Linked DNA regions of Homo sapiens: region 2 is linked to region 1. The links are chromatin contacts, found by Hi-C or POLR2A ChIA-PET in ENCODE. All regions are on one chromosome and are shown on one strand. The core of a region is the stretch at or near the end of the contact, and the rest is flanking DNA. Distances in the headings are between cores, read along the strand shown. Region 1 overlaps DST (dystonin). Region 2 holds the start of RAB23 (RAB23, member RAS oncogene family).

The links. Hi-C counts contacts between places; a loop is a spot of excess contacts on that map. ChIA-PET counts read pairs that join two places held with the same protein, here RNA polymerase II (POLR2A). Pooled maps may share reads with other maps.
Region 2: a loop to region 1 is called in a pooled map, with 5 times the contacts of the local background. The contact joins the promoter of RAB23 here to the enhancer-like site in region 1. A Hi-C loop is called at or near these places in 8 of 50 pooled maps. POLR2A ChIA-PET finds 5 or more read pairs at or near these places in 3 of 52 experiments (GM12878, WTC11 and activated T-cell).

What each region holds. Positions count from the first base shown.
Region 1 is chr6:56,540,677-56,546,128 of GRCh38, reverse strand. The region is part of intron 61 of DST (dystonin); the gene reads left to right. Among named protein-coding and RNA genes, the nearest start is that of COL21A1, 300 kb to the right of the region's middle. RefSeq lists enhancers at 3,049-3,468, 3,173-3,938. Within about 2 kb of position 3,273, at least 40 of the 41 ENCODE cell types and tissues checked have a DNase peak (open chromatin) inside an H3K27ac peak, as active enhancers do; they include GM12878, where a contact is called at or near this core.
Region 2 is chr6:57,220,165-57,226,063 of GRCh38, reverse strand. It overlaps RAB23 (RAB23, member RAS oncogene family), which reads left to right and starts at 3,757. Exons shown (of 7, transcript NM_016277.5): 1 at 3,757-4,338. It also overlaps a transcript of PRIM2 not described here. RefSeq lists a silencer at 4,054-4,403.

The DNA.
Region 1 (5,452 bases), core at 2,024-4,523:
CTTGTTTCTAAATCGGTTTAGGGCTTTAGGATGAGAATATTCTACTTTCTTCTAAATATAAACTGTATTCCCATGAAATAAATAGTTATTGCATATTCATATGATGCATATTCATATCTTTGGAAACGTTTAGCCATTTATGTGAATAAATTTAATAGTTTGAAAACTAAAAATATAGCATGCCTTCAGTTTTCATTAGCTAATGGCTTATTTGTTTTAGAAAGAACAATTTTTGCTCTTAATGCCTGTTTATGTACTTGCAGCACAAAACGCATATCCCTTGTTTGACTTCTCATCCTGATTTCAAGAGCTATCAGGCCAAGAGTTATTCATTGATAATAGTGCGTTTACTTACATAGACATTTTTCACTTACTGCACATTGAACTTAATACCTCCAATCCTTCAACCCTAAAACCTCCATGTTTCAGCTGATAAAATTGCTCTTTTCTATGAGTAAATAATGTGTAAATAATAATCATAAATGTGAATGATAAAACTTTTCTATGATGTACATTGTTGCACTTAGTGGGAAGACTTTTCAGGGACTTTCCTTTTAAAAGATTTAATTAAACTTTAGGAATATAAAATGAGAAAATATTACTGTTTTGCTTATAATTCAATTAGTAGTTGTGTACTTTTCTGAAATCATCTGCTTTAGTAGATAGTTTAGCTGGATTATATCTAGTAGGCTACAAAAAGTAAGTAAAGCTACATTTTGAAAACAGCATTATGATTTCTGTATTATGAAATAATAGTGTTGGCTATTTTTCAGGAAAACTTTACGTACCTTATTATGTATTTCTCTCATTGTGAAAATGTGAGGGGGCTGGGCACAGTGGGTCATGCCTGTAATCCCAGCACTTTGGGAGACTGAGGCAGGAGGACTGCTTGAGCCCAGGTGTTCAAAACCATCCTGGGCAACAGAGTGAGACCCCATCTCCACAAAAAATTTTTAAAATTAGCCAGGTGTAGTGGTGCGCATCTGTACTTGGGAGGCTGAGACAGGAGGATCACATGAGCCCGAGAGGTCAAGGCTGCAGTGAGCTGTGATCATGCCACTGCATTTCAGCCTGGGTGACAGAGCAAGACCCTGTCTCAGAAAAAAAGAAAATGTGATGGATCTAGATATCATGATTAATATTTAACATGGTTTAATATATCTTGATTTTATTAACATTAGAGGCTATAACATTTATAGTAGCTGTCTAAACCAAATTTTTGGGGAAAAATAAACCAGTCCGGTTCTGCTCTATATATGAGCTCTTACATGTCATCCAGGTAAGACTTTGGAATGTGATTTCAAGTAACAAAGATATATGTAAATTATTGTGACAAATTTTAATAGCACAAATCTTAATGTGAATCAATATAAAAATCAGTTCAATAAAAAAGGAATTTAGTTATTAAATAAGTGGTGTATACTTGAACTCAATTAACTAGGGAATATTTTCCCATAGCACTGTTTACTTCCGAACTGTGTCATGGCCATTTTCTCATTCACATTCCCATTCTAGTGTAAGTGGTGTAAGGACAGTGGTGGCTATGTCTTTACAACATCATTTTTCCAGTGCTTACATGTTGTTTGGCAGACAGTGAGTGCTATTTTTTTGAATCATTTAATTTATGAATGAATTATTTGTGCAGTTTTAAAAATGTACTACCCACCTCAAATGTGAGGTTATATGTTGCTCCTCTTAGCTTTTCATAAGCCTAGAATAATATTGTGCTAATGATTCAGAGTTAGAGTCTAAGGTGAACTGAATTAGAGCCATTCTTTATTATGAAAAGTTCTGTAAGGATCTTAGAGTGTTTAGAGAAAGGCACTCAGAGATCTCAAGGAAACTTTATTATTCATATTGCCATGAATAAGTAGTTTTCTAAGCTTACATATCAAGAGAGCGGCAGCTGGGAGTAAGACTCTTGGCCTCTACTATTTCCCAGTCTAGTGCCCAATCCACTGTTCAAGCGTGGTAAGTATGAGACCATTTTTCTTTCTCTTATCAGTGCCTTATTACAGCCTGTGTGCTTGAACACCACAGAATCAGGTGCTTGTTGAAATATTTCACGTCTTGAACATGAAAAATTGGCATTGATATTGTGATGTGGATGGATATTTTTAAATCTCTTTTTCTTTATAGATAGTCATATATCTAGTCAACTTAATGATGGCCACATACTGAGTTGCATCTAATAATCTAATAATTGTTGAATGGATGAGTTACCGATAGAGTTTTCATTATGAAAAGATTTTTTTAAAAAAGATTCAACTCTTAGATTTATCGAATGAATATTGAGATAACGTTTTCTCATTAAAGGCACAAAAGTTTCCTCCCACATCTTTTCTGTAAAATTAACAAAGAAAGTATAAAGTTGTTTTTACTAGAACTGCCTTCTTCATTTGGAGTTAGCACAGTTTTGTTCATGTTCAAATGATTATTTTATGAGATTGAAGAAAGACCGCTTCATTTGTAACTGACACTCTGACGATGTTTCTTATTTTGTAAAATAGAGAATGTTTAGATTTTATTTAAATAAAACTATTAAATTTCCTACAAAGACTAAGAGTTGGCTTGCTGAATTTATTTTCAAACAGTATTTTTAGAAGGGTGTTCAGTAGATAAAAATCTGTGGAGGTGATTTTGTTTATTAAATATCTGGAGTCAGTGAGTACCACTCTTGGGCCTTGTGTTAACCTCAAGAGTACTGTATGGTTATTAGTAACTACTAATATTCATGTCAGCAGTGCTGAGAGCCCCTCACTGGTAGGAATACTTTACTCTGGAGAACAGTTAGATTTGAACTTGGGCTTCAAAAGGGAACGGCAAAACACTCTCGACTTCAAAGTGATCTGCACTTTGCATCGCAGATACTGCTGAAGCATCAGATTCTTCAGTGTAAAAGTGCGGTTTCAACTGAAGGATAGGGACCTATGTAGCCCCCCTTTTCCCATTTAGTATTCAAATGAGTGCGGTCTCTGGACCTTCACAAAATAATTTCTTCGCGGATCTCCCGGTGCCAGGTTCTGCCTCCGCAAGCCCTACGGATCCCCTCCCATTTTGAAGTAGTCGGCGGGGTTTCCGCGGTGTTTGAACCTGAGCTGTCCCTCTCCCCAGTGGCCGGACTCGGCCTGCTTTGCGCTGATGTCACCACAAGCTGTTACATTGCAGCCTCTCGGCTTCGAGGTACCTCCCACTGAAACCGCTCGCCGACTCCCGGGAAGAAGCGAAAGATGACTGCGAAGTTAAGTCACGGGAGGGCGTAGCACCGAAGTGGTAGAGAGCTGCGGCTCCGGAACGCCCGGCAGGCCCAGAGACGCAGCAGATGGTGCCTGAAGAGAGAGGGCGTTGCTGCAAGCGCCCTGGCTGGAGAGCATGCCTGCCCGGCACCGTGCTGCCCTGAGGAGCCGCGGACAGCCCCGGAGCTCCCTTCCGGAGTTCTTTCTGCTGCCTCCACCGCCACCGTCTCTCTCTAGCCCCAGCTGAAATGAAGGCCATACCGCGGCCACAGAACTTGGTTCAGTTTCAAAGGCTAATGTAGTCCCTGGGTTTTCTGCTCAATGTGAATTACGCTGCCTGTGCCTTAGAGGAAGCCGCGGAGCTCTTCGTTGCTGCAATTGCCTCAGGTGGAATAAGCCTTCCTAAGGAGGACCAGATAAGAATCTTTGGAAATGGCTTTTTTTTTTTTTTTTTTTTTTTTTTTAAAGAAGCTTAGTAGTACACCATGCTTTCTGTTTACTTTAAACGGTTGCTGGATTGTACTGCCCTGGGTGTCTAAAAGTCTGGTGTTTTTTTCTTTCTTCCTTTGAGTAGTTCTGAATAGCATTGAAGAAGCTTAAAACAGGAAGAAAACCTGCCTTTTCAATCAAGTTTATTTATAGCTACTCCCCCCTCCAAAAAAAAAAAGTAAAAGAAAAATGTAACTTTCTCATAACGTTAGACTTAACTTATTTTTCTCTGAAGATTTGTTCTGTGCCTTGATGTGAACAATACCAGGTCCCTGTGTTTGTCTTTTAAATTTCTGGAGCATGGTTTATTTACCAGAATGGTGGAGTTCTGCAAGCCATCTTTAAGTGGATTACAGTTAACCAGAGCTCTGCCGAAATTAACATTCAGGCTGTTAAAATGCTTGCTCATTTGGAAATTTTAATCTGGAAATATCAGACTAAAAAGGGAAATGGACTGACAATGGAATGTTCTGAGTGTTTGAGCCACTGTTAAGTGTGTGTTTGTTTATTTTCTGTGTTTTGGAGTGTGTGAACGGGGACTTTGGGAGCTGGGAAAGGTGGACAAAGGAGATTTTTGTTCTCTGTTATTGATGCACTTTATTGTTTAGAATCATCCTAAAATCAACCAGGTAAAAGGATAGTTGCATTTATACTGATGCACTGCTGATGACCTTAAACACCTCATGTATTATGAAATATATTATTTGAGCATGTGTCTTTATGCTAAAGACACTCCATAGCTCTGTTCAGAAGTATACTTTTTTGGAAGATGCTTTATCTTATTTCTTATCTGTGTCAAGAGCTGCAATATTTGTTTTAACTATCTGCAAAATGGGGAAGCCACTCAGCAGACCAGACTGTTTACGTCAGAATCCCCCATGTGTAGGGAAGGGTGAAGAAGAGGAGGACCTAAATATCGAAGACTGTTACGTCCCACAGCGGTCAATCTATGATACTGTTAGACTAAATGAACAGATAGACTCTGGTTCAAAAGGTAGTCTATCTTCCAGGCATTTTACAGATCGAACTTTACCCTACAGTCACAGAACACTGGATGTTAGTTCTTTATGCTCTAATGGTGCCCTTACTTCTTCCAGTGTATTTGAGCTGAGAGGTCGGGAAGCTAACAAACTAGATGAAAAGATGATCTTTGATGCACTCAAACTAAATAGTGATATCATTCGAACCACAGGATTACCTAAAGCCAAATCTCATGCGGAAAAGAAAGAGCATAGACGGTCATGGCGAATGTTTGTCCCGGCCAATTTTATGGATTATGCAAACAAAAGTGAAAGCTCTTTTGTTGAACCTGCTGATATGTCAGATGCTGTTACCAAGGCCAGCAAGTGCAGATGGGGTACTAATTCTCTCACTTCGGAGGAGGATGACTCTGGTTTATGTAGCCCTCCAGCAGAGAGGGAAGAAAAACAGGGCATTTTAACTGGAGACCAGTCACGAATTAAAAGTTTGTCTTCTACTGAAGATATTCTTGTAACAGACCAATACAGACCATTTTTTTCTGTTAATTCCATTAGCGAACAGAAAATCCCACTGCTTTCATGTCAAAGTGCCCACCCTGATGAAAATTTCAAAATGATTTTACATGATGTTTCTCCACTAGAGGAAGCAAAACATGTAAATGGTCAAAGGGAAATCCACGATGAAAATTGTTGCCTGCAGAATAATTTGAAAGAGAGCCCTGTGAAGTGTGACCCATTAATTATGCC
Region 2 (5,899 bases), core at 2,508-5,007, 680 kb before region 1:
TATTTTTTTTAATGGATAAATGACCTTGTAAGGTGGGTAACTCCTTACTATAGATGAGGATACTAAGATCCAAGGTTATTAAGCAACAGAAAAACTGAATCAGTACTCTAATGTCTGCCTAGAAAGTACTAGAAAAAATTTTTTTTCCAGCATGATCTGTTTGAATCTGAAGAACAGTAGATTATTATTGTCTAGCCAAATACTGTGATTTCTACTAGTTTTTTCCAGATGGCCACATATGCATTCATATGTATATGCAGACTTATATTCTAAGTGGTAAAATTTTCAAAGCTTTCTTTCTTGGAAGAAAATATTTTCTGATTTTTCTGTTTTTCTTTCTACTCAGCTACAATTCATGATCCTTGGACACTGTTCAGTTCATTAGAGTCAGACACAATGAAAGAACGAGCAAGGGAACAAATGGACATTTTTTGCTGGATCAGTGGAGGTACTAGATTCAAACAATCATTTAATGACTTAATAACTAACTTTTCAGAATGTTTTCCTTAAAATAATTTTGTGAAACTCATTTCTAGTCACTGCAGGTAAAATTTCTTTCAAAACCTTTTAGGTTAATTCTGTTGCTATTTCTACTATAGCACAACTACATGATTTAAAAGGCCAGGTTTCCATGCAGGCTTTCATTATTTCACTGCCTTCAGTGAGAGCATGAGAATCTCTGCTGTGTCCTTGAGAGCAGCCTCAAGTCAAATAAAAAGTAGACTTTAATTGCACTGAGCATGTCTGCAGGGAGGATAAACACTTTTTCTCTACTCTTGTAAGTTCAGTAGCAGAAGCCTGCAAATTAAATTGACAAATGACAGATAAACAGGAGAAAAGGTTTATTTCATATGCACATGGGGGGCCTCACAGAAAGGAAGTGAAAACCCCAAAAAGCAGTTAGGCCTAAGAGCTTATATACCATTTTTTTAAAAGGTGATAAATTGTGGAGAAGTGATAAGACAAAGGAAAAAGGGGTGGGACTTGTGAAGGTGGTAAATTGTGGCCGAGTAAACTATATGAGGGAAACTATTGGAAGACAAGGGTTATTTTGCAAGGTTTGCCATATGACTCAAGTTGGTGCTCTGGTGATAGGAATCTCCTCCTCCTAGTGTGGGATGGGGAGGAGGAACAACTTCACAAAGGGAAATTTATGTCCTGCTTTTAGGCAGAAATAGGAAAAGCAGAGTGTTTCTTCTGTTCTGCTGTTTCTTAATTGCCTTCAACTCCAAATAATGCTTGTGTCAAAGTGGCATGTTTTGGGGTGGCATATTCTGGATCTCCTTCAATGTCCAACAATCCCAAGGAAATGGAAAAGTGGGGAGGAAAGAAATGATTTTGGGGGAACCCCCTTTCAGGAAGTTTTTCTCAAATTTGGATCCCAGAAGTACTCCCTGAGACCCTCTAAGATTTTCTTTTTTTTTTTTCCCATTAAAAAGAAATTTGGCAAGATATACATAAAACATAAAATTTACCATTTTTAGCCATTTTTAAGTATAAAGTTCAAGAGCATCAAGTTTATTCACATCGTTGTGCAACCATCACCACCATCTATCTCCAGACTTTCTTCATCTTGCAAAGCTAGAACTGTAGACATAAAACAGTAACTCCCCATTCCCACCTGCCCTTCCTTTCCCACAACCACTTCCCACCCCCCAACTGTCTCTATGAATTTGACTACTCTATGTACCTTATATAAGTTGAATCATACAGCATTTGTCCTTTTGCGACTAGGCATAATGTCTTCAAGCTTCATCCATGCTATAACATGTGTCAGAATTTCCCTCTCTCTCTTTTATTTTTGAGACAGGATTTGCCCAGGCTGGTCTTGAACTCCTGGATTCAAGTGATCCTCCCATCTCAGCCTCCTAAGTAGCTGGGATTACAGGGATACCTCGCCACACCTGGGTCCCTCCTTTTTTAAGGCTGAATAATATTTTATTGCATGTATATACTACATTTTGTTCATCCATTCATCCATTGATGGACATTTGGGTTGCTTCCACCCTTTGGCTATTGTGAATAATGCTGCTATAAACATGGTTGTACAAATTTTTTTTTGAGTCCCTGTTTTCAATTCTTTTGAATATATACTCAGAAGTGGAATTATTTAATCATACGATAATTCTATTTTTAATGTTCTGATGAACCATACAATTTTCCATAGTGGCCGTACCATTTTACATTCCCACCAGCAGCACACAAAGGTTATAATTTTTCCACATCCTTGCCAACACTCATATTTATTTTCTGTTCTGCTTTGTTTATAATCATCATTTTAATGAGTGTGAAGTTGTATCTCATGGTTTTGAGTTGCATTTCCCTCATGATTAGTGACCTTGAGTCTCTTTTCATGTGCTCATCGGCCATTTGTATACCTTCTTTGGAGAAATGTCTATTCAAGTCATTTGCCAACTTTTTAATTGTTTTTTTTCTTTTCTCAGAAAGGGCATCAGTACGTTACTCAAGTTTAAGAGATACTGCCAACCAAATCCTAGAGATAAATCTGTTAGCTACTTGATATTAAATTTCTTACAAATACTATTGCTATTATAGGTAAAATAATCTCCACTAATTTTTAAAATTATTAAGTGTGAATTATAATTCACATACAGAAAAATGTGCATAAGAGTACAGCTTGAATTTTCACAAATGGACACGCATTTATAACTAGCGCCAAAATCAACGGAGAGAACCTCACTAGAAGGAAGCCCCTCTTCCAGTTGCTAACTGGAAGCCCCTCTTCTAGTCGCTAACTCCTTCCAGTCACTATCCCCTGCCCACCAAGGTAACCATTATGCTAACTTTGAGCCTCTTAGTTCTTCTGTTTTTGTAGTTTATAGAAATGGACTTATGCCATGTGTACTTTTGTTGTCTTTTTATGCTGGGCATTAGGTTTCCCCAGTTGATTCACGTTATTGCCTGTAATTGCAGATGCTTTTTTGCGTTGCTGTATAGTGTTTCATTATATGAACTCTGTGTAATTTCATTAATTTATTCTATTGTTGATGGTCTTTTGGGTTATTCTCATTAAGGAATTATTACAATAAATGCAGCTACGAACATTCTGATACCTGCCTGTCCGTGCACCCTAAGTATTCGTTTCTCTTTGCTCTATATGCAGGCGTGGAACTGCGGGGCCATAGGGTATGCACCTTTTGCAGACAGTCCCAAACTGTTTTTCAAAGGAGTTGTTCCAGTTTACATTCCAGCAGCAAAGTAGAAGAATGCAGTTACTCTACATCCTGGCCAACACTTGGTATTTTCCATCTTTTTTTTCTATTCTATTTTATTTTGAAATATAAAAACAACTGAAGCAAAGTTGAGATTGCTTTTGCGGAACCTTTTCGTTTTTGGTTCGCTTCTCTGAATAATTAACCATCTCAGGCTTCTATTTTGTCCTGCAGGCTGTGTGAGTGCGTTTTCGACTTTGCTCGACATTTTTTTGCTCACTTGGCCACTTAAGATGTCATCTGGTCAAGAAAATAAGGTAGGTGTCCGAAGCGGGGCAAGCCCTTTGAGGACACTGGAAGTGTGATAACTCTGTAGGCGAAACTCATGCGGACCGTCATTGGCCGATTTCTCTTTTCTAGAGTTCACGATCTAGGAGATCCTGCTCGTCTCTGATCTCCCCACTGCCCTCCCGGGCTCCCTTGGAGGCGCCTGGAAAGCTGAGCCGCCGCCAGCCACCCGCCAGAACAGGGGCGGGGCAGGGCCGCGGGTCCGCACAGAGCATGCGCAGACGAAGCACGGCGCATGCTCCGCAGCGCGGCGGGTCCACAGATGAGGGGAGTCGAGACTCCCGCGCCCCACCACCCCCGGCGGAGCTGCTGCTGAGCCACTCAATCTGAGCCCTGGCTACTAATAAAGTTCGTTTAAAAATCATAATCATTCTTAAGAGAGCGAAAGAGGGTGCGAACTAGCCGCTCGGCCCCGCAGGGAGAGCTGGCGCGTCGGGAGGAGACAGCGGCGGCAGCGGTTGCGCCGCGACCAGGAGGAGCCGGTGGCGCCGGGCGGCGGGTCCGCGGCCGGTGGGGGACGGTGAGTAGCGGCTCGCGCTGCGGTGCAGCGGCGCTGCACTCACTCGCCCTCTCCAGGGGCTGGGGGTTCGTCCGGCTCCACTGGGGAAGACTCAGCTTCTCCCCGGGGTCCCGGGTTGTGCCTTACTCTCCGGAGTGGGCAGGGGTATCGAGGGCAGGGGCCTCCCGGCCCGGCTCCCCCATCCCCCGGTTCGGACCGCCGAGCGCCGGCTCTCCCCTCCCTGAGCACCGATCCCAAGTTCCAGCTAGAGAAGGTGGGCGGCAGCGCCAGCCCGGCGCCCCCTCCCAGCTCCCAGCGGTGGGTACCTGGAATTGCCTGGTGGGCGGGAAAGAGGGGTGGAGCGAGGGCGGCGCTGCGTCCCCAGTCTGGCCGAACGTTCGGCTTTTTGCCTGCCCCAAGTCCCGACTGGGGAAGGGGCGACCCGGGCTGGGCCAGACACCAGTAAGGGCGTGAAGTGCTCAGGTTAGGTTTGATGGCGAAGAGAGTCCTCAGCTCCACCCTGGCATTTAGACTCCTCCCTGCAGTGCGACCACTCTTTACCCGCGACCCCACCCTTCCCTAGTTTCTTGTTCATAGAGTGCTGGAATATGAATGAGCCAAATTGTGCTGTTCCATTGACACTGGTTGCTACAGAATTAACTTTACTCGGAGATCCGAGGAGCCATCGGCAGTTCCCAGGAGTAAGAACCTGAGAGCGTGTGAGAGTAAGAACTTCATTATCAGGAGCTAGTGAAGTGGCAGTAGGGTCTGAAAAGGGCTGTTAACTTCTCTAGGTTTTTATGTATCTCCTAACATCTAGGTAATTTCATTGACCCTAAGAAGTTTTTCAGTATTTTTACAAATATAACCTGTACTTCTACTTAAATAAAGGCTGTTATGAGAAAACAACCTTTTGATTAGTGAGTTAACTCACCCTTTGCTTCTCTAATTTATTAGACCGCATTAGCAAAATGTTAAAAGTTTTGGGGAAAGGGTATTTATATAAAGTATTATTGTCGAGGTTTTTAATTGTACTCAGAAGTATGCTTATTTCTAGGAACGTAATTGTTTTGATCTAGTGCTTTAAGTCTATAGTTTCTGAAAAGCAAGAGTCCGACTGCCTGTTAAAATTTAATTTGGCTTTTTTCTTTAAATTTATTTTAAGGAAATTAATTTATTATTTTAAAAAGTGTATGGTAAAATTGATTTTTTTTCGATGTACAGTTCTGCGAATTTTAGACTCATGTAACCACCACTACAGTAAGGATGTAGAACAAATCTATCGCTCCCCCGCCACAGAAAAAAAACCTAATGTGATCCCATTATATCATACTCCTTACCCCTGGCAATTACTAATCTTTTCTAGAAATGAAATCATAACAGTTAGTAATCTTTCGATGTTAGCTTTTTTTCACTCAGCATAATGCCTTTAAGATTTCTCCAAGTTGTTTCATGTATGGATAATTTCTTTTTTTATTGCTGAGTACTATTTTATTATGTGGATATGCCACAGTCTGTTTCAACATCTGCCCATGGAAGGACATTGAGGTTGTTTTCAGTTTTCTGTGATTATGAATCAATCTGCTATAAATACCATGTACAGGTTTTTGCATGGACATGTTTTCATTTCTCTAGGGTATTGCTAGGAGTGGATTGCAGGGTCATATGGTAAATGTATGTTTAACTTTTAAAAAACTGTTAAACTGTTTTCTGGAGTATCTGTGTCATTTTGCATTCCCACAAGCAACATGTGAGAGTTCTAGTTGCTCCACATACTCCCAGCATTTGATAGTGTCAGTTTTTTTAAATTTAGCCATTCTAATAGGTGTGTAGTGGTATCTCCTTGTGGTTTTAATGTGCCTTTAACTAATGGCTAAAG